5 separate regions of the Homo sapiens genome follow, and all the other regions are linked to region 1. Evidence: chromatin loops called from intact Hi-C (ENCODE). Cell type or tissue: dorsolateral prefrontal cortex. All regions are shown on one strand. Each heading gives the region's core, and the rest is flanking DNA. Links, peaks and the distances in the headings are about the cores only.

Region 1 (5,753 bases), core at 395-5,394:
TGTCCTTCCTAGAACGCTCCTGTCCACAGAGCTGTGTGGCCTGTGAAATGTTGTGCACCTGTTGGGGAACTGAAGCTGTTGCTACTGTTCCCTGATTCCACAGAGCTGCTGCCTCCACTCTTCAGCTTGTGGGCTGGACCTACAACTTGGGGCAAAGTCAGCCTCCCCTCTGAGGGCTTTGTAGGCATGGAGCAGGACAGAGGCCTTGCCCAGGCCTTCCCTGAACCACCCTGGTCCTGTGTCTGCACTGTAGATTGGCCTGGGGAAACTGAAGGCCCAGAAATGGGACTTCTCTATGGAAACCAAGCTTGGGCCCCCAGCCTTGTGGCTCCTGAGTCCCTGGCTAGTAGACTTCCCTACTCTCACCTTCTGCCCTCTCGCCATGCCTAATATTAAATTTGCCCTGGTTTCTCTACCTACACTTTAGAATTCTGCCCTGTGAGCTGCCCTAGAGGTGTCCTCAGCCAGAAGGGCATGCTCAGTCCTCACCCGTCATGCCGGTCAATGGGAGCCTCCCACGTCATCCCACACTTGAGATGGCCAATAGTCCTGCCTGATGAGTGTCACCAGCTACTAGGGCCAGACTTAAATCAGAAGCAAAAAAAAAAAAAAAAACCTATTGCACTTGAGTTGTCTTTTAATTTCTTTTTTGTTTGTTTTTTAACCAGCATCTCACTTCCTCATTATACTGTCTGTCCCCTCACAGCCCTCGCCCACCCCACCTAGCTGCTGTGCACTGCCCTGAACAGCAGCTGTGGCTACACTTCTGGGCCTGAGCACCGGGGCAGAGGGATACCCCAGCTCCTGCCCAGCCCTGCAGCTGGCAGGGCCTTGACTGGCCTGAGAAACCATGGCCTGCCGGCCAGGTGCTACCTCCATGAGCCCTGGGTCCGCCCTGGCCTCCTGCCCCATAGCAGAGCCTAAGTATTCTCGTTTCTTTCTAGGGAATCTGACTAAGCACATGAAGTCGAAGGCCCACAGCAAAAAGTGCCAAGAGACAGGGGTGCTGGAGGAGCTGGAAGCCGAAGAAGGTAACAATTGCCAACCTTCTCCGTCCCCTTTCCCCTTGTCCGCTTTCCCTATCCTCCTCCACCTTTCCTGCTTGCCTTCCCTGCTTCCTTTCTGTCTGCTTTGCCCCATTCCCCCTCCTCCCCTCTCTCCCTCCAATAGCTTCACCTTCAGTTCTCCCAAGTATCAGACAAAGGTTAAATTCCCTGAATGATCGAGCCACCTCCCCACATGCTGATAGGATATGCTCTGCAGCCCTAGCTATCATGCATTACCATCTGCCATGCAGGTGGAGCGCCTGGCACCCATGGGTGCTCAGTGAATGTTTACTGAATAAATGCACACAAGAGAACTTACAGCCAACGTTGATTGAGTGCCCACTATGTGTCAGGCGGGTTCTAAATGCATGCCCTGAATTATCCCAGCCAACCCCTCATAGTGACACTGTGGGACACATACTCTCCGAAGCTCCACACCCACACTCCTGCCTACACACTCTGGCATGGGCCTGACACATGGGCCTTTTGGAGCTAGGAGAGTTTCAAAAAAGCCCAAACCAGACCTGACAGCCGCTTGTCACCTCCCAGCCCCATCCCCGTACACACCCCGGCCATGGTGGTCAATCCCCAGGAGGCATCTTAGAGTCAGTCTCTGAGAAGACAGGGCAGAGGAGTCGAAGCCAGTGGGTCTGGCTGAGCACTGCCCAGCCTCAGCAGTCAGGCAGGTGGCCAGAGGGGCTTTGGTGGTGGACGGCAGTCCCTCCAACAGAAGGAGGCTGGAGCCATCTCGCCAGCACCAAGCAAAGCAGGAAGCATACTGATTCCCTGAAATCAGCCCCAGGACTTAGAGTGTGACAGAGAGGAGTGTGTATGCACGCACTGTGTGTCTTGTTCTGTTTTTGTTTTTCCAATTTGGGGATGTATTTGTGGTCTTACAAAAAAGAGTTAAGTCATATTTCCTTTTAGGTGGAATAAGTCATTTTTATAGAGGAGAACACAGTGAACTTGGGGCTGTTCCCCCCCAAAGCTAGAATGGGGTTCACTATGCTTGTCAAGGATACACTGGGCCATATGCACATGTTGTCTCATTGAGTCCTCAAAACAGGTGGCAGAAACTTGTGTCACTCATGTTAAGTCAGGGAAGTCAAAGCTCAGACAGGTAAAAATAGCCCAAGGTCACACAAAAACCCTGGCTGCATGCCAGTCCACTGCCTGGTGGGCTGGACCAGGGGAGCCTGAACCTAAGCCAGAGCCCTCCCCTGAGGTCCCTGCCCTGCCCCAGCCTCATTTTCCCAGTGGAGCAAACGAGGATGCTCAGAGCCACTTTTCGGAGGACGAAATCCATGCATTCATTCCAGAAGTAATTACTGGGCACAGTCTCTGTGCCTGGCTCTGTTCTGGGTGCTGGGGGTTCCGCAATAAATAAAACAGCTCCTGCCCTCAGGCAGTCGGCATGGCAGGGGAGCTGGGCAAGGAACGATGGTGGAGTAGAGCAGGGGCCCTGCCTGTGAAGCCAAAGAGAAAGCAGAAGAGCCAAGTGAGGGCTGGGGCCCGTGGGGAGGGCCGCTGTGCTAGACAGGGCGGTGTGAGCAGAGAACCCACCCGGAGGAACCGGGGTCAGGAGCCACGTGGGGTCAGGGAGGAGCTCTCCTGCAGAGGGAGCAGCAGGTGTGGGGTCCCCGGGGGCCACGGCGCTTGGCCCGCGTGCTGGAGCCCGCTGGACGCGGGGGCAGCCGGTTCAGAGAGAGCTAGAGCCTGAGGGCTGAAGGGCATGGGGGGGTGCCCTGGAGCGGAGGAGAGAGGCAGGGCGTCCTCTGGCCTGTGCCGTGGGCGCGGGGAGCACGGGTGTGCTCAGGAGGTGGAAAAGCGGCGGGATTCTGGGGAGGTTCCGGAGGGAGAGCCCACAGGCTCAGATGACCCCATATGGGGCAGAAGAGAGGGGGAAGAACGAAAAGGAGCCATGGAGGACTCCAAGGATTACGGCCCAAGAGACTGAAGGATGGAGTTTCCACTTCCCGCGACGAGACAGATGCCGGGGGGAGCGGCAGGAGTTCGTGTCTGTGGGACGCGAGGTGGCGCGTGGGAGAACTGCCTGGAAGGAGCCAGGCGCCCCGGCCCTGCCCATGGTGCTGGCCAGGCTGGGCGCTAGCGCCACCGTGTGGCCTCTCCCAGCGGCGCCCGCCGCGCGCTCAAGCTCTCTCATTTGTGGAGCGTTGGCCTGGATCCCAGCAGGGGCGGGGCCGCCCAGCCAGGGGCATTCCCTCAGCGCCCTGCAGGAACGCAGATGTGGAGGCCCCGGCCAGCCCCGAGCTGGGCAGGGGACTCTTGGCTTCCAGCATTCATGCACTGAGTGCCCAGGACGGGCCATTACCCCCACTGGGTCTCAACTTCCACATTAGTAAAGAGGATCTTTAGGAGCCCTCCCTGCTGGACATCAGGAGACGCTGGTCCTGACTCTCCTTCACTCCTAACACTACCCCTGTGACCTTCATCTGCAAAATGCTGACAATCCCACCCCAGCTACCTGCCTGCTGAGACTGGGGGGACAGGGTATCATGGGATGACAGGAGCTGAAGTTTATTGGGTACTTACTGTGTGCCAGACCCTCACAGTCCTCTGAACAGCTTCCTAGAGTGCTTTTATTGCTACCCAGTTTACAGATGAGGAAACCAGACACACAGAAAGTAAAGTATCCAACGTCACACAGCAAGGAAGTGGTAGTGCTGAGATTCAAACCCGACCATTCCCTGCTTCTTAGTGCAGCACATCATTTTTAAACTGTCAGCGTAATAATGCAAGGGCTGTAAACCTTAGTTCTGACTCAGCCACCAGCTCTCACTGGGTCATCTGTGCCTGGATTTTGCTGTATGTAAATGAGGGGCAGGGCCAGGTGAACAGGTGTTGAATTAGGCCCCTCCCAAAGTCCTAGGCAAGGGAGGTAAATGCCTGGGGCATAACTACAAAGTTCACCCCCATCCCCAGCCCTGCTCTCATCCTAATCCTTCATTCCTCCTCTGGTCTCATCACCCTGCCTCTAGCCTCAGGGGCCTCCTTTTGCCTGCCAGCCCCAGCTCCACCCCATAGCTTTTGACCTACATCCGGCTGAATGCCCACTTTTGTCCACTTTGGACATCTGACTGCTGCATATTGAGTGACTTGGAAGTGCTAGTTCCGGGCTTTCTGGCCCCGGGGCAGCTGGGCATGGTTGAGAGCCAAAGCCTAGCTGCCCCAGCGGCCTGAGTCAGTTTCTGTGCCAGCCCTCCTGGTCAGGTGGGTGCAGTACTGATATGTGTGAGCGATGGGGCTGGCTGGCCAGCTCAACCCACCTGTCAGCAACCTCACTCTGCAGACCAGAAACAGGTTCCAATGGTCTAGTGATGGGCCAGCGAACAGGCCAGATGTTAGCGGAGCTCTCCCCAGCATCCGGATTGCTGTCCATTTCAGAGATGCCCAAACTAGACTCCTGACATGTTAGAGGTGACCCGACTGGTTGGGGTCATCCCAGAGGAATCAGACCAGGAGGCTAGTATTCCAGAGCCCTAACCCCCACTTTTAGACTCTATTCAATAACTCTGTCATTATTCTTATAGTCTGTTTAAGGAGTGCAAGTGACCTAAATGTCCAACAATATCTGAAACAAGTATCACAATTTTGTTTTTTGTTTACTCTTGTGAACAATTGCTTCCAAGTCACTCAACATGCAGCAGTCAGATGTCCAAAGTGGACAAAAGTGGGCATTCAGCCACATGTAGGTCGAAAACTATGGGGTGGAGCTGGGGCTGGCAGGCAATGGGAGGGCCCCGAGGCTAGAGGCAGCCTGGACTTCAAAAGGGCAGTGGCTCCTCAGATAAGAGCGTGGCTGGGATGGGGACCTGCTCTGCAGCCTGAGGCCAGCTTAGTCAAGCCGCCCACAGAGGCCAGAGTCCGCCACCTGCCAGATGCCATTGTGCCAGCCACCGGGAGCCTGGTCACCGTGGCAGATGTGTGTGTACACTGACCACGGATGGCTCTGTGCTGCTGGACCAGCCAGTGTGACTGCCCTGTCCTGGAATAACAGATTTCATCATTAATGTATTAATATGGTAGCTATAATTATTTTTAAGCCCTCAATATGTGCCAGGCCTTCATTTTAGTCCTCCTAGAAAACCTGGTGAGGTGAGACCATCACATTCATTCGACAAAGGGGGAGACCAAGCAGAGCAAGGTGGTAAGTTGCCCATGGTGAAGCCAGCACTGAGATGCTAGTGAAACAAACAAACAAACAAACAAACAAACAAAGACTGTCTTCTTTGCTATGGCTCAATCCCAGCCCTACTGCTGTCTTCCATGGGCAAGTTACTTACTTTCTCTTACCTCAGTTTCCTCATCTGTAACATGAGGATGAGAACAGTACCAGCTTCACAGGATTCTCTGAGGTCTAAATGAATAAATATACCTAAAGCTCTCAGAACTGAACATTGCACATTCTAGGCATAAGGGAATTATTGTTCATTATTATTTACAAAGCGCTCCCATATCTGTTACGTTTCTTGGTTGTCCCAACAATCTTGTGCCCTTGCGATGGCTATTTTGCCCAGTCAGCAGGCAAGGAAACTGGGGCTCAGAGAGGAGCAGCCGTGTGGGCAGTGGGGCCAAGGCCCAACTGTGACCTTGGGTCTTCTGTGTTTGCCCTCAGGAACCAGTGACGACCTGTTCCAGGACTCGGAAGGACGAGAGGGTTCAGAGGCTGTGGAGGAGCACCAGTTT
Region 2 (5,753 bases), core at 237-5,236, 63 kb after region 1:
TCTCTCTCCCCAGGCACCCAGCCAAGCAGTCCCTAAGTCCTCTAGAAACCATCTCCTCCCCATCCCGGAGCTCAGAGCCCAGCCTCTCTAGGCCTTGCTTGGGACTTCTTAATCTCCAAGGCCCTATGCAAATGCCACCTCCTGCATGAAGCCTGTGTAGATTCCTCTGCTGTCACATCACGTATTCCTCAATCATAGCCCCTTTCACTCTGACTGCAGTTGTTCATTTATACGTGTGTACCACCCATCACCACCACTCCGGAAGAAAAGGTCTTTAGCGCTGAATCTCCAGGGCTTCTCTAGAGGTCAGAGTGGGGTGTAATATCAGAGCTCAGGAAAGTTTGTTGGATGAATAGAGGAGTAAGTGAAGAAATGAATGAATGAATGGACAAATATAAAAGTGAATGAATGGATGAGCTCCCCTATTAGTGAATGAGTCTGTGACGGAGCACGCAGATGCATGAATGAGCAAGAGAAGTTGCTGAGTGAATGAGTCAGTGACAGAGGGGAGGAGGAGAGAGGGCAAGATGAGGGAACCTGGGAAGGAGGGCCCTCAGCCTTCTCCAGCAGCACTGGCATTGGCCTGGCCCCGCCACTCCACAGCCCTGGGCCTGTGCTCCATGCCAGCCAGCCCCACAATGCCTCCTCCCAGAGACAGCTCTCACCGGTACTGCTCAACACATGCTCCCTGATGCTGGCCAGACCCTGTGCCTGGCAATGAATCAGACAGGGCCCTGCCCTGGGGCTCCTGGGACGGGGGGCAGACAGACAGCCTCATAAATAAACTGGATGCCATGCTGGGCAGACATGTGTTCCAGCAGAGTGGTGAGCTCAGGGTTGGCTCCGGTGCCCAGGGCAGGCAGAGCTGTTCTGATGTAGGAATCTGGGAGAACCTCAGGAAGAGGCAACTTCACAGCTAGGCCTGGAGGGAGGGGAGGGGTGGAGAGAGAGCTCTAGGGGTAGAAGGGACAGCATCAGCAAAGGCACAGTGGATGGAGGGTACAAAGAGAGCTCGGCAACTGCAGGGGACGGTGTGGTGGGAAAGGATGTTTAGGGAGATGGGGACAAGCAGTGAATGCTGGGCACAGGGGCCCTTTTGGCAGAGTCTGAGATGGGGACTGCAGCAGGATGTAGAGCAGAGTGGGGCACAAAGACAATGGGCTGGTGGCCATGTGTATTCCAGGGGGAAGATGGGAGGCTCCAAAGAAGTGTTATGGGGAACATTTCAAGGAGTTTCCAGGATGCTCAGGGTTGGGTCCTGTTACAGCTCTTGCATAATTAAAGACGTCGCCATCATCCTCCATGTCCAATGCTCATTGTGAGCAGCCTGAGGCATTTGGGGCCCCTAGACTAGGGAGATTATTTTGCAGTGAAGGAATACTTACCAGTTATTTTGCAATGATTCCGACCATGGAGAAGAATCTGGGGTTCCTAAAGCAAATCAGGGAATTTCAGAGTGTAACAGAAACCTTGAAACTGGGTCAGCTGATGCCAGGGATGCTACTAAACATCCTAGAATGCACAGGACAGCCCCAACAGAATCATCCAGTCCCAATGTCAATAGTGCCAAGGTTGAGCAATCCTGATTTGATAGATGAGCAGACCAAGGACCCTGGATCAAACGGGGTCCCCAATAATTATAATAGCTCTTCCATGTGCCAAGACCTATGCTGACAGCTGTACACCCGTGAGCTCCTGTAATCTACCCCTGCTTGATGGATGAGGAAACTGAGGATTAGAGCAGTCTGGGACTTGCCCAAGGTCACACAGCTAGAGGTGGTGGAGGCGTGGTTCCAACCCTGTTGGTCAGGCTCTTGGGCATGACATCCCACCGCCTCCCCTAGCACCTCTCAGCCGGAGAAGAGCAGGGATGTGGACCCAGGGCTCCATCCTCCAGGACAAATGCCCTCTCCACTGCTCTGTGCCCCTGGCCCACATGGGAATCTTGGGCTCCTTCACTGCAGAAGCAGAGCTTGGCAGCTGGGGACCTCGGTTTGTCAGGGACGCAGTGGGCGGGCAGGAAGCAGATCCCAGGGACATAGGGCCTTTGTCTGCCTGCAGTTGGGCAGGCAGGCCTGGGCTGTGCGGCCAAGCCCAGGGGCCAGCCGGGTGCAAACTCATTAGACAGCTGCTGAGGCTGCCAAGGAGATGGGAGCAATTACAGGGCTCAGCCCCAGCCAGGAAGTGGAAGCTACACTGTGGGAGTTGCTGAGCTCTCCCGCCCCCCACTTTGAGCCCAGTTTCCTGGGAGGCAGCTGCAAAGTTTTTCCTCAGGATGGTAACAGCAGCTCCATCCTCACTGAGCGAGCCTGTTATGTGCTGGGCCGGACACCTTATGCATCTCGCCCTTCGCCTCTAAACGCCCTTGGGAGGTTGGAAGTACTAACTCCAATGCATTCACATATTCATCCATTCACTCATTCAACAAATATCATTGAGTGCCTATTACCTGCCAGTCCTGTGCTAGATCCAGGGGATACATCGGGGAACAAAACAAATATCCCTGCTCTCCTGGAATGCATATTCTGGAAGGAAGAGACAGACAATAAAAAGAACAAATGAGAGAACTGTGGCCTGTGATCAGAGGTATGGAAGAAATGAAGGGTGGGAGGTGGGCCAAGGAAGGCCACTTTGAGGAGGTGACTTCATAGAGGAGGAACTGAACTCAGAGGAGGGAGGTGACTCAATCAAGGTCACACAGCTGTAAGTGAAGGATCCAGGCTTTGGTCCCAGGCCTGCCTGACTCCAGGCCTGACCCCGCTCTCTGTCTCCTGGAAGTCCCCCTCTCAGCTGGGGCCATTGCCACATGACACTTGGGTGTAACACTGGCACAGCGTCTCCAACTCCTACTCACACTAGCCTCAAGAGGTGGGTGAGCTTATCACCTCCATTTTAGAGGTGGGAGAACCGAGGCCCAGAGAGGAGCCAAAGCAAGCCTGAGGTCCCAGCGAAGGAATGAGAGAGAGTGGACTTGAAGTCTTTTGATCCCCAAACACGTGTTCCTTCTGCCATACCTTGACACTTCCTGGCTGGGCACTGCACCCACCCTAAATACTTAGTAGGCACACAAGAAATGCATTCGTGGATAGACCATGCGTCCTTGGGCAAGGCGTCCACTTCTCCATTAGAAAACGTGAAACTGATCCAGACCAGCTCTGAAATTCCCCAAGTTCATTCTATTCAATCAACGGACAGAGATGAAGGCAGGGCCCCATCATAGTCCAGTGGGTAAGAAGGTCATGCAGTTTAAAGTGGGTTGGTCAGGGAGAACATTCTAGCAGAAACAACAGATGCAAAAGCATGGAGGTGAGAGGTGAGAAAGAAAACAGTGGGGCTCACCCAGGCATTGTTTAGGACATGGAGAGCAATTTGGAACTTTCCCTCTGCTACCTGGATGAGGTCTTGGGCCACCATAGTCCCTGCACCATATCAATTCCAGCCCTGGCTTGAGTCTGACAGGGTTTGCAAAGAAGATGCTGAAACTAGCCCCAGATAGATCTGGGTTACCAGCTGCACACAGACTGTGACCTTGGTAGGAGACTACTCCCCTCACTCGACCTCGGCTTCCGTATTGATTAACTAAGGATGGGTATCAGAGCAAGTCAGGACCGTAATAAAAGGTAGGGTTTATGAGTACTTCATGTCAGGCAACAATCCCTTAATACAGTTAATGTTATTACCCTGGTTTACAGATAAGAAATCAGAGGCTTAGCGAGGTGGAGTCACTTACCCAAGGCTAGTGACTAGGAAATAGGCCAATGCGGATTCACCCGCAGGACTATCTGACTCCGGAATCCTGCTCCATAACAAAAAGCTGCCAACTTGAATAAGTGTTCATGACCTTTGACCTGGGCCGCAATCAATCCCCAGGACTTTATCCATAGGAATGAATCCAAGAAAGCCAAAAAGATGTTCCCTGCAGCCATATTTACAATATGGCGGATAATCAGAAGCAATCTGTCTGTCCAACCACAGGGCCCTATTCGCTTTACAATTAGGCAGCTTCAGAGATTGGGGTTTATTGAGCACTAGCTCTTTCTCAATACTCTGTCATAATCCCCACACCAACCCTGTGAAGTGGGTGTTGCTTTCCCCATTTCTAGACAAAACCTCTAAGTTCAGAGAGGGTGAGCGATTTGCGAGAGTACACAGATGGTGACAGACATGGGTCTGTTCACAGCCACCCAAAGGTAGAAATGGGGAGATCTGTTCTATGAGGAAGGAAGCTAAAACTCAAGAGAGGGTGAGGGGGCCTCTGCTCAAGGCCACACAGTTGGTGAGCAGGACAGTTCGGGTTTGACCTCAGGCACTGGGACCCTGCACTCTGGGACCACATCCTGCACTGCAACTTCCCACTGGGAACACCTGGATGAGTCACTTAGCTTCTCTAGGCCTTGGTTCCTCGTCTGTAAAATGAGGATAATAATGTTCATGGCATAGGGTGGCTGTAGCGAGGATTAAGTGAGTTTCTGGCCAACAGTAATGGCATCATGTAAGCAGAAGCACGTCCAGGCTTGGGGTGGAGAGTGGTTTTATGTGATGGTGTGGTTGGGGGTGAAAGAGAGGCTGGGGACAGGGTGGGTGTGAGAGAATTTAGGGGGACAGAAAGAGGCCATGAGAAGGGCTTGGCAGTCTCTGTGATGATTTTCAGAGGCCTTTTGGTTTTTTGTTTGTTTTTTGAGACGGAGTCTCGCTCTGTCCCCAAGCTGGAGTGCAGTGGCATGGATCTCGGCTGACTGCAACCTCCACCCACCAGGTTCAAGCGATTCTCCTGCCTCAGCCTCCTGAGTATCTGGGACTACAGGCCCAGCCACCACGCCCAGCTAATTGTTTGTATTTTAAGTAGAGATGGGGTTTCACCAGGTTGGCCAGGATGGTCTTGATCTCTTGACCTTGTGATCCACCCACCTCAGCCTCCCAAAGTGCTGGGATTACAGGTGTGAGCCACCACGCCAGGCCTTCAGAGGCCTTTTGTATGCTGCCCCTTTGACTGTGGCCAGGCCTTTTATCTGTGGACCAGGCCTTTTGCTAGGGTTACCCCTACCCAGAAGGCAGGCCTGCTACAGTGGTTCCAGCTCCAGCCCAGGCTGGCCTCACTGGAAGGGACAAGGCATGTTTGCTGACTAAAGGATTCGGCTCAATCTTTCCAAGACTTTCAGAGTTGGGAAGACAGTAAAGGTCACCTCGTCCACCCCATTCCTTTCCGCACAGGAGAGCAAGAGCTTATTCAGGGTCACACAGGGAATAATGTCAGAGCCAGAAATGGAATCCAGAGTCCTGTCACTCAGGCCTTTTTCCAATATGGCACTTAACCAGGAGGAGCCTTGCCTCTGGTCCAGCTTTACAACCAGCTGTGGGACCCAGATTCAGGGGCTTATGGCTCAGCTGATGATCTCACAAGGTTGGAGGAGCATTAAATTGGATAATAGATGGGAACTTGCTTGGAAAGAAAACCAGTGGAAATGTGGAGTGAGGCTGGGGCCTCCCTGAGGCACAGCACAGAAGGGTGGTGGCAGGGAACACACAGATGTGGCATGAAGGGGCTGCAGGGAGGCTGAGGCTGGGACAAGTCTCCACTGGGGTCCGAGTGGCCACCTGCCCTGCAGGGCAGGTGGCAGGGAACTGAGACCCGGCAGAGGGAGGGGAGGCCAGGTAACCCACTGGGCTCCTCCAGCAACGGTGAGACAGAGACACAGTGAGGCCAAGACTTTCGCAAGCTCACCGCTGCAGCCAGAGGCAGGAGAGCGGTTAGT
Region 3 (5,753 bases), core at 526-5,525, 250 kb after region 1:
CCCCAGCAGTCACCTGAAGATGGGCTCTGTACACGAAGACAGCTTCCTACATCTCTGCCTAAGTGTTTCTGGCCACAGGAGCATGCTCAAGCTTGCACAAGGACAGGTGGACTCCTGGGGGAGTTAGTTCCAACAAAGACCCTCAACCAAGAGGGGCATTATTAGTTCATGATAAATACTCCAGCTTCCTTTCCCATTGGTAGGACAACTATGTGGTCTGTTTCACATAGTCTCCCACAGGCCCCACACCAGGGCTGAGCCTCCGTTGGCCACCAGCAGCAAACTGCTCATGTTCAAATCTTTTACTGGCTTTTCTCCTTTCCTTGCCTCACATCTCCACTTCTTCACTGCACTTCCCAAATTAACTACTAGCATCCAAATCCTTCTCTTGGGTCCTGCTTTTGGGATACCCAAACTAAGACAGCAAAATAACCATGGCTCAAGCAAAATACAAGTCCATTTCTCTCTCATGGAATGGTCCAGCACTAGGAAGTTTAAAGCTAAGAGGGCAGTTTCGGCCGGGCGCAGTGGCTCACGGCTATAATCCCAGCACTTTGGGAGGCAGAGGTGGGCGGATCACAAGGTCAGGAGATTGAGACCATCCTGGTTAACACGGTTCACCCTGTCTCTACTAAAAAAAAAAAAATACAAAAAATTAGCCGGGCGCGGTGGCGGGCCCCTGTAATCCCAGCTACTTGGGAGGCTGAGGCAGGAGAATGGTGTGAACCCAGGAGGCGGAGCCTGCAGTGAGCCGAGACGGCACCACTGCACTCCAGCCTTGGGGACAGAGTGAGACTCCGTCTCAAAAAAAAAAAAAAAAAAAAAAGCTAAGAGGGCAGTCTCATAAAAGCCATCAAAACCCAGGCTCCTTCTATCTGACTTCTACCCTATAGTCCAAGATGGCTGCACCAACTCCAGCCACCTCGTGTATTTTTCAGATAGCAGGAAGAAGGCACAAAGAATAGCACACTCCCCTGCTTAAAAGACATTACAAGGAGGTTCCACAAGACTCCTGCTTATACTCATTGTTCAGAACTCAGTTATATGCCCGAATGTAGCTAAGTGGAAGACTCAGAAATTTTTTTTTTTTTTGAGACAGAGTTTTACTCTTGTTGCCCAGGCAGGAGTGCAGTGACGCAGTCTCAGCTCACTGCAACCTCCGCTTCCTGGGTTCAAGTGATTCTCCTGCCTCAGCCTCCCAAGTAGCTGGGATTACAGGCACCCACCACCACACCCAGCTAATTTTTGTATTTTTAGTAGAGAGGGGGTTTCACCATGTTGGCCAGGCTGGTTTCAAACTCCTAACCTCAGATGATCTGCCCACCTCAGCCTCCCAAAGTGCTGGGATTACAGGCATGAGCCACCACGCCCAGCCAAGAAATGTCATTTTTAACCCAAGTAGGCATGTGCCTAGCTGAAAGTTAGAGATTCTATTACTAAGGAAAAAGTGGAATAGACACTGGGAGACAACTGGCATTCTATAGAATGCCAAGCAGTTACGAAACACAGAGTAGAGACTGACAGACTGTTATGTAGGAGTTCCAGAACAGAGGGAGTGCAGGAGAAGCAAGATTACAGAAATAAGGACTGAGAATTGTCCAGAATGAGAGAAAGACATTGCTTAGATTCAAAATGCGCACTCAGTGCTGAACAGAACAAATAAATTTACACCTAGACCCAGTGTAGTGAGACGATAGCACATCAAGAATAAAGAGAAAACATCAAGGCTATTGCAGTAAAAAAAGGCATTACATGTAGAGGAAAAGTAATTACTCATTTATCAACCAGCAAATATGTATTAAGTGCTTTCTTTGAGTCAGGTCTGTTCTAGGGATGGCCATCCAGTCCTGACCTAGACAAATAAGTTTAAATGTCTATCATTTATTATTAAATAGAGATTGAGGCCCTTAGAGAAAAAATACAGCAGAGCAAGGAATAAAAGTGATGGAGGGTGGGAGTGGGTAGGATGTCTTAGGGAAGATGCTCAGGGGAGGCCTCTCTGTAACATTTGAGCTGAGACCTGAATGAAGTGACGCAGCAAGTTATGCACATTTTTGGGGAAGAGCATCCCAAACAGAGGAAAGCAAGTGCCAAGGCCCCGAGGTGGAAATGTACTTGTTATGTTCAAGAAACAGCAAGAAGGCCAGTGATCCAGCAGAGTGAACAGGGGTAGCAGAATAAGCGGGTTGTCTGGAGAAGGCGTCTGAGGCCAGATCTTATGTGTGGAGCCTTGGTGCAGCAGTGCGTTGGTGTCAACTCAGACTGGCTCTGTCTCGATTCTTTACATCCCTTCTCAACTCTGAGCTCAGTGATGTTACCTTGGAAGCTTGAAATTGGCCATGGAGGGAGAATATGCACCACAATTAGCAAATGCTACATATCAGGGCTCTCTGCCTCTGAGAACTGGTTGTTACCAGCACAGCACCGCTCATAGCTGTGGTGAGAAATTCAGACATTGTTCAAATTGGAATCAGAAGCATTGGAGTGTTTTGAACGGCAAAAAGGCAGAATACTGCCACTTGGTTTCCTTCTCACAAGATCACTGTAGAGAACAGAGCCTAGGGTGCAAGAATGGAAGCAGGGAAATGGATTAGGAGGTTGTTGGAGTGGACTGGGTGAAAAAGGAATGGGGACAGTCTAGGAAGGCCATGAGGAGGAGGCAGTTTTAATCTGGTCTTCTATTTTCTGGTACGATCTCCCTTACATCCTGTTTAGCCTCTGTTGATAGACTGATTCCACTGGCTGGGAGGAGCATATTTTCCTGGAAAGAGCATGGGATTTAGAATCAGTGGGCCTGGATCTACTTCTCAATAGTATCCCTTGAGGAAATTATTTAACATCTTTTGAGTCACAGTGTCCTGTGTGTAAAACTGAATACCTGAAAAGGTGGCTGTGAAGACTAAATGAGATAAGGAGTGTAAAATTCCCATTTATCCTTTGGTGGGGCAGAGCGCCCTCATCCTCAGCCCACCAGGGTCCCTCATGTAGACTTCATGCCTAGAAGCAAAAAGAATGAAACTGCCAGGATCAGATTCCCCGGGGCTGGTCGCCGGTCTCTGCCTGTTCCCAGGTGGGCCACCAGCGCCACCTCGTGTCCAGTCTGGGTTCTTGCAGGCCAGCCTTTCCCTGGATGATTTCTTGATCCTGAATCACCTCCATTGCCAGATGGAGCCAACAGTGCATGAAGTGTCCTAACATTCATCGTCTGACCTGCCAACAAAGCATGCTCTCTGCTCTCCTCTGATCCTCCTCTGCATGTCAGTCTCACCTCCACATCCAGATTGTAGAGGGCACACGGCCTGTGTCTTCAGCGTCCATTCCTTTTACTTGAGTAATTACTTTGTGCCACTCATTCTGACATAATCCTTAAGGCAATTATATCCTTATTCCTTTTCTGGAGAAACTGAGGCCAAGACATAGAAAGTGACTTGCTTAAGGTCACTGGGCAAGCAATTGAGGTAAGATTTGATTCCAGGACTTCTCAATGTAAACCCAAGGTTTTTTTCCACAAAAACATCCAGCACAATGTGGGTACCCAGAAGATGCTCAGTGGATCATTTCATTTTTTAGGCTTTTTAAAAGAAGTGAGCAAAAATAACTGAACAGGAGCCAGGGGACCCACCCTCAGGACTCAGATTCAAGCTCTGTCTTTTACAACTTGCTGAATAACCTTGGCTGGATCTGGGTCACTCTGTGGCCTTCAGTACCGCATGAGGAAAGGAAAGGGATTAGACTAGGTGATCCCAAAGTTTCCCTCAGGTCCTGATGTTCAACAATTGCAAAGTTGAGGAGAGGGCTCTAGAAAGGGGTTAAGATTGTGGGCTCTGAGGCCACTGCTTGGGTGAGTCCAGGCTTCACAATAGCTATGAGGCCTTCAGCAAGTTATTTATCTCAGCCTCCGTTTCCTTGTCTGGAAAATGAGGATGATGAGAGTAATCATCTGTACCTCATAGTGTTGCTCAGTTATCTACTAGACCCTCTTAAAACTGTGCTTGGTACATGGTAGGTAATACATTTGTGTTCATTTTTCAAAAATATTGATTCTGGCTGGGCGTGGTGGCTCACTCCTGTAATCCCAGCACTTTGGGAGGCCAAAGAGGACAGATAACTTGAGGTCAAGAGTTCAAGACCAGCCTGATCAATATGGTGAAACCCCGCCCCTACTAAAAATACAAAAATTAACTGGGTGTGGTGGCACGCACCTGTGGTCCCAGCTACTTGGGAGGCTGAGGCATGAGCTCACTTGAACCCAGGAGGCGGAGGTTGCACTGAGCTGAGATCACACCACTGCACTCCAGCCTGGGTGACAGAGTGAGACTCTGTCTCAAAAAATAAATAAACAAATAAATAAATAAAAATAAAAATTCTACCTGCTACCTAATTCTATTTGTTTCAGGTAACATAAAAGTCTTGTGCATTACAAGGTTGGCCACTGGTTAATTCCTGCAAGCTCCTGGACAGTCATGCATCTAGCCACAGATAAGGTCATGTGTTTGATTCCACATAGTATCATCTGGATTACAACATAAATAAAACCTGAAAGTCTTAAGCCAAAATGAGGATCAAAGACCATTGTGTTCTCCTAAATTCCATCATTCAAGATATCCTGGAAATTTCTAAGACTTGGATCCTAAACCAGGCCACTCTGAGCCTCAGTTTTCTCACTTGCAAAACTGGGAATTGGACTGGCTATTTATGAAAGCTGCTATTATGGGCCCGGCACTGTGATAAGCTTTCACACAGCGAAATCAGAGTATAGTGTGCACTGACAAAGGGACAAGGGACCCCTGCCCTCTGATTTGGGTCACTGTACTTCAGGAACTGAGGTTGGGCAGTGGAATGGTGCATCCTCTCTATCCTGTTCCTTGGGATATCTTCCTAAACGGGTAAGTGGGGAGCCTGGAGACCTTGCTAGGTGATGGGACAAATCCCTTCTCCTCTGAGAATCACAGGCCTCTAGGGCAGCCCAGCCCAGCCCAGCCCAGCAGGACTTTCTAGGGTGATGGAGGTATTCAATATCTGTGCTGTCCAATATTGCAGCCACTAGTCACCAGTAGCTTCTGAGCACTGGAAACATGGCTAGTGCAATTGAGGAACAGAATTTTAAATGTATTTACTTTTAGTTAATTTAAATTTACATAGACCGTTGTGGCTACTGGCTATTCTATCGGATAGAGCAGCTCTGAGATATTTGGCTTTGAGAGCATCCTCCTGGAGAGATGAGGTAATTGAGACACAATTGGACTGAGTGGTTTGCTTAAAGGTTTTCAGTGACTCTGTGACAGAATTGAAACCAGAACCTAGGTCCTTCTTATTCCATAACAGGCCTTTTTCCTCACATCACTGCTAGATGTGGAGACATCTAACATTGCTCTACAATAGCACCACACTTTTCTACAGGTAAGTAGTTAACCTTGACTGCAATGCTCTTCCTACCCACAACCATGCTCTTTCTGCTGGGTAAACTCCTACCCATCCTCAAGACCCAATTCAAACATCATGACCTTCTCCCCATTCCTGGCAGTTCCTTGCTCCCTTCCTGTCCTCCTGCAGCATTTTGTCTGGTTAGCTGTCGGAGCACTTACAATGTAATTGTCAATTTATTTATCTCCCCAACTTGACTAGAATTCCCTAAAAGCACAGATGGTTTTTTATTCTTCCTATCTCCAGAACGCAGCACAGGAGTCTGGTCAACAAACGTGTGGAATCAACATACTAAATATACTACAATGTACAGACTCCAAATAAAAGCA
Region 4 (5,753 bases), core at 371-5,370, 100 kb before region 1:
GACTTGCCCAGGGTCACACTGTCAATTACTTGCAGGTGTGGGGCTGACCAGTTATGGAACAGGCTTCCTCTCCCAATCTCAGGGCCTCGGGTGGTCCTCGAGGTGCCGCAGGTGGAAGAAGAACAGGCCAAGGCAAATGCCTCCGGTACCCAGCACTGCCTGGTGCACAGTAGTGGTTGATCAGTAATTGTTGAACCAATCAGGGTTTCTGTTTGCTTGAAGGAAAGGGTAGGAGTGGAGGGTGAGTGACTGGGTGAATGGGTGCTATGAGGACAAAGGAGAGTGGAGTTTAGAGGTAGCACTAGTGTCGCAAGCCTGAAGGTTTACCAGAGACAGAGGGGTGAAAAGATGAGTGGGGCACTAAGCATATTGAATGTGAGAGCTGCTGGAAATGCAGGATTGGGGCGTGCTGGGTGGGGCAGGTGATGTGTGCAGCTGTGGAAGCTGCTACCAAGTCAAGGTGAGCAGTGCAGAGAGAGAAAAGCAGGGGATTAGAGACCAAAGCTTGAGGACTGAGTACAGGCATCTAGGAAGAAAAAGCTTGGATGGAAGAGTCAGAGAAGTGCTCAGACAGGTGAGAGGAGAGGTAGGGCAGGACAGGAGGATCAGAAAAGGGAGATTTGAACAGCCAAATCACCTAGGCCACTTAGTTTGGGCTGCTCTTTAGAATAAAGCCAGCTATCCTAAAAGAAACTATGTCATGGGTAAATAAAAATGTCAATCAAACTAAAACTGAAATCACGAGAAAAAATTTCTGTTTGCTTGAGGTTTGTGCTCCTGGCCAGCGTAGCTGCAGGTGTGGGAAAGCGAGTGGAAACTGGACCCACCTGTGCCACCTGTCAGGACAAGCCCTGCTGTCTTGCCTCTGTTCGGGCTCTGTTTGGCATGCCTCCCTGGGGTCGTTTCAGTGCTCCCAAGCCTTTGTCCTCTTCTCCTGTGTCTGCCTTAGCACCTTTCCCCCTTTCCTTCCATTTCTTTTATTCATTCAACAGATATTCAAAGGAACTCAGCTGCAGCCCCCAAACCCCTGCAGAGCCTGTGAGTCACCCACTAGAGAGCTTGAAACATGGAGATGGAGATTCCTAGACGTGCAAATTCAGGATGCCTAAAAGCAGGGAGTGGCCAGCCATGCCTAGGTGCTCACTGCAGCCTAATCTGAGCAGCCTCTCTGGGGCTACCTCTGCGAATTTCCTATTTTGGAGCTGCTCTACCGGGGCTGGTTGGGGTTGGGGGACTGAGGCCCAGGTGTCTGGGTGTTTATTCCATATGGCTCCAAAAATATAGCATTCGGACAGCCTCCCAGCTGACCTCCCTGGAGCCCTGGCTCTCCCTCTGCTGAGCCTACATATGCCACCAAACTCATCCCTTCCCCCACTCCTAACACCCATACCAGTCAGGTGACACCCCAGCCACCATCACCATCCTCATCCATCCTCAAAGAGGTAGGTCATCCTTACCTTCGGCCCTACTTAGACATAAGGGGCCAAGCACCATTCTGGGTGACAAAGCACAAAACACCTGCCTCTTGGAGTTACATTCTGGTAGGGAAATAGACAAACATATCGTCACTACACACACATGCACACTCTCTATAGACTGTATATTTTGTGAGATCTTAAAAACATAAGTGTATGTAAAATAAATGTAAATATATTATCTTCTTAAGTAACATACATAGTATGTGACAAGGTGGCAGTCAGGAAAGGAATAGGGGGCACGGGGCTGGCAGGTTGTCAAGGTTTTGAAATCAGGCAGTCAGGACGGGTGGAGAGTAAAGACCTGAGGGAGGCGAGGAGCAAGTGCTGGGGGTATCAGAAAAGAGTATTCCAGGCGGAGGCAAGATCAGCCTGCTGGGAACAGCAAGGAAGCTGGTGTGGCTGGAGGAGTGGGGGTGGGGGCACAGGAGCAGAGGAGGCTGGAAGGGAGAGGCAGGCACAACATCCAGAAGCCCTGGGAGGCCTGAGCAGAGGAGTGGGCTGTCCTGCCGAAGGAGGCTGTGGAGGCTGCCCTGGAGGGGGCGGGGGCAGCAGCCCGAGGCCAGCTAGGAGGCAGTGATGTGACAGATCAGGAGGTGATAGAGTCACACACCAGGGTGGCAACTGCGGGGGCCATGGGAAGGGGTCTGATTCCAGCTCCATTTTGAGGTCAAGCCAACATGATTTGCTGACAGATGGGACGTGAGGTATAAGAGAAAGAGTTCTGAGAGGGGAGCCAGGCTGACACATCTGTTCAGTCTTCTCTCAGACTAGTCAACTTCTTCAAGCCTCAGTTTCCTCATCTGGAAAATGGGCCAGGTGGATAGATAACTTCCAAGGTCCCTTTTGTCTTGGGAAACTCATCCTTGAGCTCAGGTCACTGGGGCCTGGGGTGGTCAGGGAAGGCTTTGAACAAGTGAGTAGAACTCGGGCTTAAGAAAGGACTTAGACCAGACACCACCGAAAGGGAAAGAACGGGACAGGGGCACCCAGGCAAAGGGTTGCAAGGCCTATGAGTGGTGCCCGAGGATGGCAGGCAGACGCTGCTGTCAGAGCACTGGGCCTCGGTAGGAGGCTGCCAGGAGCCACAAGGATGGGCACACCAGCTCCTCAACACTACGCCCTTTGGAATAAACCAGCAGGTTCAGGGCCCGAGCACATTTTGCAAACACTGAGGCCCTCAATTTTCAGCATTTTCAGATGGACATGCTTAGGCAGGAAGGAACAAGGCTTGGCTCCTGGCCTGGGGAGAGTTAACCTCCTGGCCCGGCATTGCATAACCGCAGAGTCTGCTGAGCGCAAGGAGACTCTTCTGTGTGGCAGCCAGAGTGGCAAGCCTGGTGGCTCCGGGCTCTGGCACCATCCCGCAGCGGAACAAACAGCCCTCCCTTCCCAGATAATGGCCCTCATTGAGCATTGTGTCCATGGCCAGCACCCAGCACAGGGCAGCTCAGCCTGGGTAAGTTTCCTCTCTTGGCTGCTTAGCAAAATATTTACACTACGCCTTTCTAGTAAGATGGTTCCTAGGAACCAGCAGGCAGAGAGAGCTGGGGAAATGCACCCACCAGTGACCCTGGTCTCAGCTTAGGGAAATGCTGCCACACACCCAATGACATGTGAGCCTGGTGCGGTCATTGCCCTCCAGGGCTCTTTTGTAAAAGAAGACACTGAACTAAAAGATGCTTAGAAGCCTGTCCAGTTCCAAAGCCATTGGCATCTTCTCTAATTAAAGAGTGAACTCCAGTTTCTTATGATGTGGGAGTAGAATTTGGCTGGTCTTTAATATCTCACAAAGGGTCTCTTTCTCAGGAAGGCATGTGTGTGATTTGGGAGAGGTGAAGATGAGAAGTCTGAATCCTACCTACTTGGTTCTCTCCCGTGCATCATGGATGTCAGGAAACACTGTTGATATCTCCTGTGCACTGTCAATGTCCCTCTCTGTGTGTCTTTGAATGGGGAGCAAGGGGCATAAGCCAGATCACCCCAGGCGGTGCCGCACTTTAAGAGGTATCTGGACCAGCCCTCAGGAGCATGCAGCCCTTGTCAGAGGAACTTTTGAAGAAACTGGGTAACAGAATACTTGAGAGACAGACTTGCTGTCCTCAACCACCCCAGGGGTTGTCTGGAGAAAAAGGGTCAGAGATGTTCTGTGTGGTCCTCGGGACAGAATCAAAACCAGTGAGTGAAAATGACATGGCTCATTATTAGGACGATGGCCCAAACAATAGGCCCCATAGGTATTTTAACCAAAAACACACACATTGATCCATGTTTCCACTTCTGGAAATCCGGCCTATGGAACAATGAATGCATCAGTCTGTAAAGATATGTGTATAAAGGATGTTTATGGCAAAATTCTAGTAGGAAAACTTACAAAAAATATACAAACTTAACAGTAAATTTAAAGGTATTCCATCCAAACCATGGTCCATCATTCAGCTGTAACAAGATTGAGACAGATCCTGTCTCTGTTTGGAAAGGCAGTACGGTAGAGTGGTTAGGAGCACAGGGTCTGAAGACAGACAGCCAGGGTTCAAATCCGGATCCCACCACTTACAAACTGTGTTGCTTGACCCTCTGGCCATTCACACTCCTCTTTGGTAAAGTAGGGATTGCAATAGTGCCTGTCCTTTAAGCTTGTTAGGAGCAGTAACTGAGTTAATTATGTGAGGTGCTTATAACTGTGCCTGGTACAGGATAACTGCTCACAACCTATTGGCCTGTAGCCTAGAAAGACTGTCCATGAGGAAGGCCGAGTGCTGAGGAATGTACATAGGATGATACCATTTTTAGAAAAACAAAAATTGAGCAGGTGCAGTAGCACAAGCCTGTAATCTGAGATACTCAAGATGCTAAGGCGGGAGGATCATTTGAGGCCAGGAATTTGAGACCAGCCTGGGCAACATAGTGAGACTCCATCTCAAAAAAAAAAAAAAAAGGCTCCCCATCTTCCCCACTTCCTATACCCTGTTTGAAAAAAAAAAAAAAAGTAATTGCTATTGCCTCAGGCAGTGAGTGGCCTCCTGAGAGCAGCCTCTAAGGAAGGCTGGAGTCTCAAATGGGAGCTTGGGTCAGTGTCCTTGGCAGTCCCTTCAACCCGGAGACTCTGAGACTCTGTGCGTCCCTCTTAGAAATCTCAAAGTACATCCTACCCTGCCTTTAACTGAACGGGATAGTCTGCTGTTTGCAAAAATATACATGCCAAGACACGTCCTTTGTGCAGGTGGGGAACAAAGATGTTGGCTGGGGGCTTAATTCTACAGCACTGCCCATTGCCCTGCTGTGGCATTCATCAGTGGAGCCCACATGGTTCCACTTGGGGTGCTCTAAGTTTCCTCCTAGACCCATGGGTTTGTATGAGCCATGCCAACCATGACACCATGACCTGTCTGAAATGGACTCCACCTTGGTCAGGTACAATGATGCTCAGATCCACCCACCACATGTCACAGGCTTTGGGAGTGGAGGGAGAGGTGACAGAAGCTCCCCACCTGGGGCATGTCTCTTGTGGAAATCAGTCATTTCTTCTCCCCTTTGGTTAAACCACTTGAGATGCGGTAGAGAGTGTCATCTTAGCAGAGAGAAAACACACTTGTTAAAGGAGTCTTGGAGTTATTAATATATTTAACAAATATAAAATATTTTCAAAATATTTCATCCAAGCAGCAATATTATGCATGATAATATAACACTAGTGAACTCACCACCCTGCTAAAAAAAAAAAAAAAAAAAAAAAAAAAAAAGACTTGTCAAATACAGTGGAAGCCCTGCATCGCTTCCACAATGTGGGTCCCTTTCTCCTGTGCTCCCAGGAGTGACCGTCATCCTGAACTCGGGATTACCATCCCATGATTGTTTTCTGGGTTTACCCTGCCCCCACCGGGCTTGCCCTGAGTTGGGTGAGGCCCTGTGCCTCTCTGCCCACAGTCTTTTCCTGTTAGACTCTTTTGGTGAGTTTCAGCCTTTGGTTACATCTAAATGTCCACCGGCCCTGCCACTGTTTCTGGGCAGTCTTGGTGCCTGTCCTGTCACTGGCCTTGTGGTCTTGCGCGAATCCCTTCTCTTCCTTGGGCCCAGCATCTTCACCTGTCAAACGTGGACTTTAGACCCCACTTAAGTGCCCTCTAGCTCTAAGCTTGCGTGGTGTGATGGGGAAGCCAGGCTGAGGGTTCTCCAGGTGGAGGAGATGGGGGGCAGCCCCAGTGCATCCCAAGGTGAGGGACGGGCCGATTTCCCAAGTTCAGGACATAAACCATGAGTAGAAGATGAGCTGATTTT
Region 5 (5,753 bases), core at 325-5,324, 260 kb before region 1:
TATATTGTGGTCTTAAACTCCTCTGTAGTCACTTTTCTTTTTGTAAAATTGTGGTATGCATTAAAATGTTACTATTTAGCCTTTTTTTTTTTTTTTTGAGATGGAGTCTTGCTCTGTTGCCCAGGCTGGAGTGCAATGGCTTGGTCTCAGCTCACTGCAATCTCCACCTCCCCGGTTCAAGTGATTCTCCTGCCTCAGCCTCCCGAATAGCTGGGATTACAGGTGCCCACCACCACGCCCAGCTAATTTTTGTATTTTTAGTAGAGACAGGGTTTCACCATGTTGGCCAGGCTTGTCTTGAACTCCTGACCTCGTGATCCACCCGCCTTGGCTTCCGAAAGTGCTGGGATTACAGGTGTAAGCCACCATGCCCGGCCCCATTTAGCCATTTTTAAGCATACATTACAGTGGCATATTCACATCATTATGTGACCATCACCACCCTCCAGCTCCAGAACTTATTTTGCCTCTCCAAACTGAAACCCTGTACCCATGAAACAGTGATTCCCTTTCCCTTCTGCCCACAGCCCCTGGCAATCACCATTCTGCTCTCTGTCTCTATGAATTTGACTACTCTAGGTACCTCACATAAGTGGAGTTATACAGTATTTGTCCTTCTTTTGTGACTGGCGTATTTCTCTTAACATAATATCTTCAAGATTCACACATGTTGTAGCACATGTCAGAAGTTCCTTCCTTTTCAAGGTTGAGTGCTATCTGGAGTGTGCATATATCCATGCCACATTTGGTTGAACGATTCATCCATCAAAGGTTGGACGCCTGGGTTGTTCTTGCCTTTTGACTATTGTGTCACACTCTTCTCCATCCTGGGCATTTCCCAGTGCCTAGAACATTCTTTGCTTTTGAGGGGTTTCTGGTATGGGTGGAAGGCTGACTCCTTATAATGCATAGAGATCACCTGGGAGCAGAGGAGAGACACCTTAGAACAGCAGGAGGTGACAGGAGAGCTGAGACTTGAAGAGCGACAAGTGACAGAAGGACATGGCAGCAAAAGAAATAACATGTGCAAATGCTCAGAGGCAAGAAAATCTTGGTTTCTTCCAAGCCTGCAAGTAGCTAGGCCTGGCTACAGTCAAGGAGGCGTATTGAGGAGCAGTGGATATGGGGCCCATCATTAAGAGCCAGAACACCTTTCTCTATCCCATTGACCCTGGGAAACCATGGTAGGGTTTTCAGGAGCCTTTAGAAGGCAGAAGAGCTCCTTCTGTGGCCATATGGAAGATGGTCTTCAAGTGAGAAAGACTCCAGCTAGAAGGCCAGAGGGAGATTGTTGCCTCAGTCTAGTGAGAAAGAGCGTCTGAACTATGGCAGTTGGCTAGAAAAGAGGCAGCCATTTCAAGAGCCCTTTAGGAAGTAGAATAGACAGGACCCAGGAGCCATTTGGATGTGATGGACTTATTTCATTTCAGCAGCAATTATGGAGCTGGGTAAGGAGATCATTAAGAAATGGCATTTAGGGTTTAGTGTGGAATGAGCAGGAGGGAGGAGCTGGGAGTGACTCTGAGGCTTCTAACATGGACAGCATTGTACATTGTCACAATGATAACTTTCCCCACCTGGTTGTGTACACTGGTAAGATAGGGACCCCTTCAGGCATGGTCTGGTCCAAGCATGGATTTTACTCAAAAGGGAAGACAAGCTCAAAGAGGTGCTCAATCCACCCAAATGCACACGGCCTTCTCATTCCTCTGGTCAGCCAGCTATAAAACCAAATGAAATTTCTCCACTTACTGCACAACCCTGTTTGTTTTAAGAGATTTTATTGCCAATTACCACTGGGAGATCTAGAGACGTTAACAAAATCACGAACAATGGGGGAACAAGAACTTGTAATTAAAATTCTCTGTTTTTGTTACTCCTGCTCTTCATTCAAATGTCAGTGGAGCTAAGTCAGTAGCATTCTTTTCTTTCTCAAATGCTTGTCTTGGTGGCCTCTGGGGAGGTCATTCCTGTTCTTGTCTCAGGAATCAGGCCTGCACTACCTTCCATGCCTGGCTTAGCATAGCCTTCCTCCTTGCTCACCAGAAGCCCCTAGGTGCATGTTTGTGAGATTTGACCTGGTTGCTGATCTGGGCTGTTCAGACTCCCGAGCCCCAGACAGAAGCAGCTTTGCCTCCCTTGGGTCAGCTGGCACCTCCAGTTCGGTCCTGCATTTGTGTCTATTCACTGGTTTGACCTCTGTGGGGCAGGAAGGTCCTGCCTTATCCTTTCCCCAGAGCCTCCTGCAGGGATGTCAAGGGGCCTGCTCCAATCTGCAGGTTTAGGAGGTGGGCCCTGACCATGGCCACTTTAAGACAGGCAAGGAGCATCCCCAGAATAAACCAGCACAACCAACTCAGCCTCAGAACAATCCTTGCCCTGCCCTGCTCTGGCTCAGCACTCACCTGGCTCAGGTCTGACTTGTCTGGATTTGGCCATGGGTGTCCTGACTCTCTTTTCTTCACTACCCCTTGGCACTGGCTTTCAGCACCTGGTGCTCCCTTTGGCACTTGACACCCCTGCCCCCAGCCTTGGCAGAGTGGCCAAGGCCCCACCCCCACGCCCCACAAATCCCACGACTGGCCCAGCTCTCCCCTCACTGCGGTGGGCCTCTGCACAACATGAACTGGCTGTGGCCCACCTTGGCCCCCACTTTGAGACCCTGAGCGTCTGCTCCCCAGTCTTTTTGTCTCTCCACTTTGGTTCTCTCCTCCCTGATCATTGATCTGCAACCTCGTCCCTAGCAAGGTTGGTTCTTCCCATCAGTGAAGCTGCCTGTCCTGGGCCAATCTCTCCGTGATTTGTCATTGTCATTTAATTTACCCTTTTTCAAACCCTGTGGGGGACAGATCATGATCTCCTTGTGGAAGTGAGGGAAATGAGGTTTAGAGAGACTAAGTTAGTTGCCCAAGAACACACAGCTGGGGTGCACATCGGCATCTGTCTGACCCCAAAGCCTGTGCCCTTTCCACTTTCTCCCCATGCAGCAAGCACCCAATTCTGGTCACCCTTCCTGGTAAGGAGGGGCTTCTGGCCAGGTACGGTGGCACACGCCTTTAATCCCAGCACTTTGGGAGGCCAAGGTGGACAGGTCATTTGAGGTCAGGAGGTTGAGACCAGCCTGGCCAATATGGCAAAACCCTATCTCTACTAAAAAATACAAAAATTAGCCAGGCATAATGGTTTATGCTTGTAATCCCAGCTATTCGGGAGGCCGAAGTAGGAGAATCGCTTGAACCCTGGAGGTGGAGGTTGCAATGAGCAAAAATCGTGCCACTGCACTCCCGCCTGCTGGGCAACAGAGGGAGACTCCGTCTCAAAAGAAAAGAAAAGAAAAAGAAGGGGCTTCTGTCACCTTAATATTTTTTCATGAATATTTGCTGAGTACTATTCCATATGTGCTTTGCACATGTAACTCATTTAATCTCACAATAGCCCCTGTGATAGGCACTATCATATCCTCATTTCCAGTTGAGAAAACTGAGTCACCAAGAGCAGTTTACCCAGGCTTCCCCAAGTAGGGAATGGCAGAGTTGGGATCCACCCAGGCAGCCTGACTCCAAAGCCCAGCACTTTAACCACTCCACTGCAGACACCTCTCATTGGTGCAAGGAGAGCGTGCAGAGGTGGAGAACAGAGAGATGCACCTGGTTGGGGGACAGCAGGAGGGGGTGGGAGGAAGGCAAGTGATCCAGGCAGGTGGGCACCATCTTGGGTTGGAGGGCAGGAAGCAGCAAGCTGAGGCCCAGGCCCAAAGATGCAGGAGGAACTGATGGGCCCAGCTGCTGGCATGAAGGTATGAGGTATGGAGTAGGCCCTTCAGCCACACTGGTCTCTCAGCGTTCCTGCCTCCAGGCCATATGCATATGCTGTTTCCTCCACCTGTGATGCTCTTCCCTCAGATACATGCCTGGCTTTCTCCCTCTCACCCTTCCTATCTCTGCCCAGATATCTCCTTCTTCCAGAGATCTTCCGTACCACCCGATGTAACATAGACCCCTCATCATGCTCCATCTCCTTACCCTGTTGTATTTTCTTCTTACCACTTACTGCCAGATGATACATATTAATTCACCTCCCCTCTAGCACATAAGCTCCCAGGAGGACAGAGATTGGCCTGTTTTACTCCCTGGGATTTTCTCAGCCACCAGGACAGTACCTGGCTCATAGTCCTGCCCAATAAACATTATTTACAGAGGGAATAAATGAATGAAGCGAGAGCTCAGCCCCTAAAACTATGTCAGAACGGGATCAACTGTCAGGCTGACCTGCCCCGCCCTCCAGCAACAAGATTGGATCCCTGAGCCTGGGGCAAGGCTGAGCCTGTACCTGGGGACCAGTGAGTCCCAGCTGCACTCCCAGGTATTCAATGTCATTTCAGGTGCTCTTATCAGGGACCCGTGGTAGCCAGAGGACTGTGATATGCCAAGCCGGGCAGGCTCATGGTGAGTGTCAGGAACCCTACCACCAGGGCCTGGAGAGCCACCTGAACTACACTGGGACACTGAGTTTCTGCACTACTACAAGAGAAAAGCAAGTTCTACTCTCTTGCCTTGTCAAATGGGGCCACTCAGGAGGTACCTTGTACTGCTGGGGCAGAGCAGATGCCATCCACTCAAACGCCAGGAAATGACAAGCACCCCCTCTGCTTGTCCCCTCTTCCTTCGTTCATTACCGAAGATAAGGAGAAAATCAACTTTTCGGTCAATGAAGTGCGTGCAACTAATGGCATCATCTGCTGTCTTTGAGCCTTTGCTGTGTTTACCAGAACAACACCCCCAGGAGGACAGGGATTTGGTTGGTTGTGCACAGTGACTGGCACATAGTTGCTGCCAAGAACCCCCGCCGATTGAATAGATTTGTTGAAAGTGTGACGTTGCAAGCTCCACCACACCATGCGTGAAGCACGCGGTAATCTGATGCATACCACTATTCTGGGGCCACATGATACCTTTTACCAAGATTCCATTAGCAACATCTGCGCTCTTCCCAGAGGGCAAGGAGCTGGGTGGACTACTGTGCGGATTAAATGCATGACACACGTGGGATGTAGGAAAGCGCCTGATACTAAGAAGCCCCCAGCAGATGTTTGCTTTTAGAATTGGCAGCTACTGTTCCCATTTGAGAGATGATGACAGGCTTGGTGAGGTCTAACCGATGAACTGCCTTGACTTTTAACCCAAAGCTCTTTCCTCTGCACACACGGAAAGCGAATGCATGTGAACTGTTATATGCAGTTTTAGCTTAATCAGATCAGGGTGTGAACCTCCCCAGTGGGGTGTTAGGCTATATAATAGTTAAATACCGTGGACCAGGGACTTGGCTTCACTGGGTGGTGGGTTTGGGGGTTTGAAAGAGGGCCTGTGCCTCTGTTGGTCTGCCCCATGAGGCCTGGAGCTGGAGGGTCAAGAGAGCCCTGGGCACACAGCCGTGATTCTGAAAGCTGACAAATGCCCAGTGTTCCTGCAGACAGGCTGAAGAGATGGGGCTGCGTGGCCGGAACAGCTGGGTGGAGGCTGGTGGCAGGAGGCAGTGTGAGTCCCCGCTTTGTTCCTGGGTAGTCACGGGGACAATCAGAAGCATAGAGAAGCCCCTTTCCTTTCCCTCTGGGCTGCAGCCCAGCATTTGGAGCTTCCTGCTTGCCAGCCAAGGAGAGCCTCTGGGAGAGCCCCAGATCAGGCTCTGCACCCAGGTTGGCAGGCGACCAGCACCCTAGGCTGCCCAGCTGAAGCCAGGACCTCTTTTCTCCCACG

The links. A loop is a pair of places that touch in the nucleus more often than their neighbours do. Peaks named below come from ENCODE experiments on the same cell type or tissue, not always from the same donor. Only the 100,000 strongest peaks of a DNase experiment are listed, where the experiment ranks them.
Region 2: it touches region 1 in a loop (5-fold over the local background); 3 of 110 quality-filtered maps call a loop at or near these places.
Region 3: a loop joins it to region 1, with 2.4 times the contacts of the local background. A loop is called at or near these places in 23 of 110 quality-filtered maps.
Region 4: it touches region 1 in a loop (3-fold over the local background); 2 of 110 quality-filtered maps call a loop at or near these places.
Region 5: it touches region 1 in a loop (5-fold over the local background); 5 of 110 quality-filtered maps call a loop at or near these places.

What each region holds. Positions count from the first base shown.
Region 1 is chr1:41,513,680-41,519,432 of GRCh38, reverse strand. It overlaps HIVEP3 (HIVEP zinc finger 3), which reads left to right. Exons shown (of 9, transcript NM_024503.5): 7 at 945-1,031; 8 at 5,683-5,753. Among named protein-coding and RNA genes, the nearest start is that of EDN2, 32 kb to the right of the region's middle. RefSeq lists an enhancer at 626-675 and a silencer at 3,081-3,260. In dorsolateral prefrontal cortex, for the core only: CTCF peaks have their summits at 2,932, 3,140 (motif pointing left) and 4,159; DNase peaks (open chromatin) are centred at 3,152 and 4,182; H3K4me3 peaks cover 1,700 bases; H3K27ac peaks cover 2,294 bases.
Region 2 is chr1:41,450,949-41,456,701 of GRCh38, reverse strand. It overlaps LOC105378678 (a long non-coding RNA gene), which reads right to left. Exons shown (of 6, transcript XR_007066029.1): 3 at 2,450-2,525; 4 at 1,386-1,431. Among named protein-coding and RNA genes, the nearest start is that of EDN2, 31 kb to the left of the region's middle. RefSeq lists an enhancer at 5,069-5,628. In dorsolateral prefrontal cortex, for the core only: a CTCF peak has its summit at 2,112; DNase peaks (open chromatin) are centred at 731 and 2,071; H3K27ac peaks cover 798 bases.
Region 3 is chr1:41,265,688-41,271,440 of GRCh38, reverse strand. No RefSeq gene overlaps it. Among named protein-coding and RNA genes, the nearest start is that of SCMH1-DT, 26 kb to the right of the region's middle. RefSeq lists an enhancer at 2,930-3,224. In dorsolateral prefrontal cortex, for the core only: CTCF peaks have their summits at 2,891 and 3,093 (motif pointing left); DNase peaks (open chromatin) are centred at 2,181 and 3,060; H3K27ac peaks cover 421 bases.
Region 4 is chr1:41,615,281-41,621,033 of GRCh38, reverse strand. All of the region lies in intron 3 of HIVEP3 (HIVEP zinc finger 3), which reads left to right. All of the region lies in intron 1 of LOC128125817, which reads left to right. Among named protein-coding and RNA genes, the nearest start is that of EDN2, 130 kb to the right of the region's middle. In dorsolateral prefrontal cortex, for the core only: no CTCF peak of the experiment used is centred there; a DNase peak (open chromatin) is centred at 2,813; H3K4me3 peaks cover 698 bases; H3K27ac peaks cover 1,394 bases.
Region 5 is chr1:41,777,076-41,782,828 of GRCh38, reverse strand. The region is part of intron 1 of HIVEP3 (HIVEP zinc finger 3); the gene reads left to right. Among named protein-coding and RNA genes, the nearest start is that of HIVEP3, 140 kb to the left of the region's middle. In dorsolateral prefrontal cortex, for the core only: a CTCF peak has its summit at 3,311; no DNase peak of the experiment used is centred there; H3K27ac peaks cover 390 bases.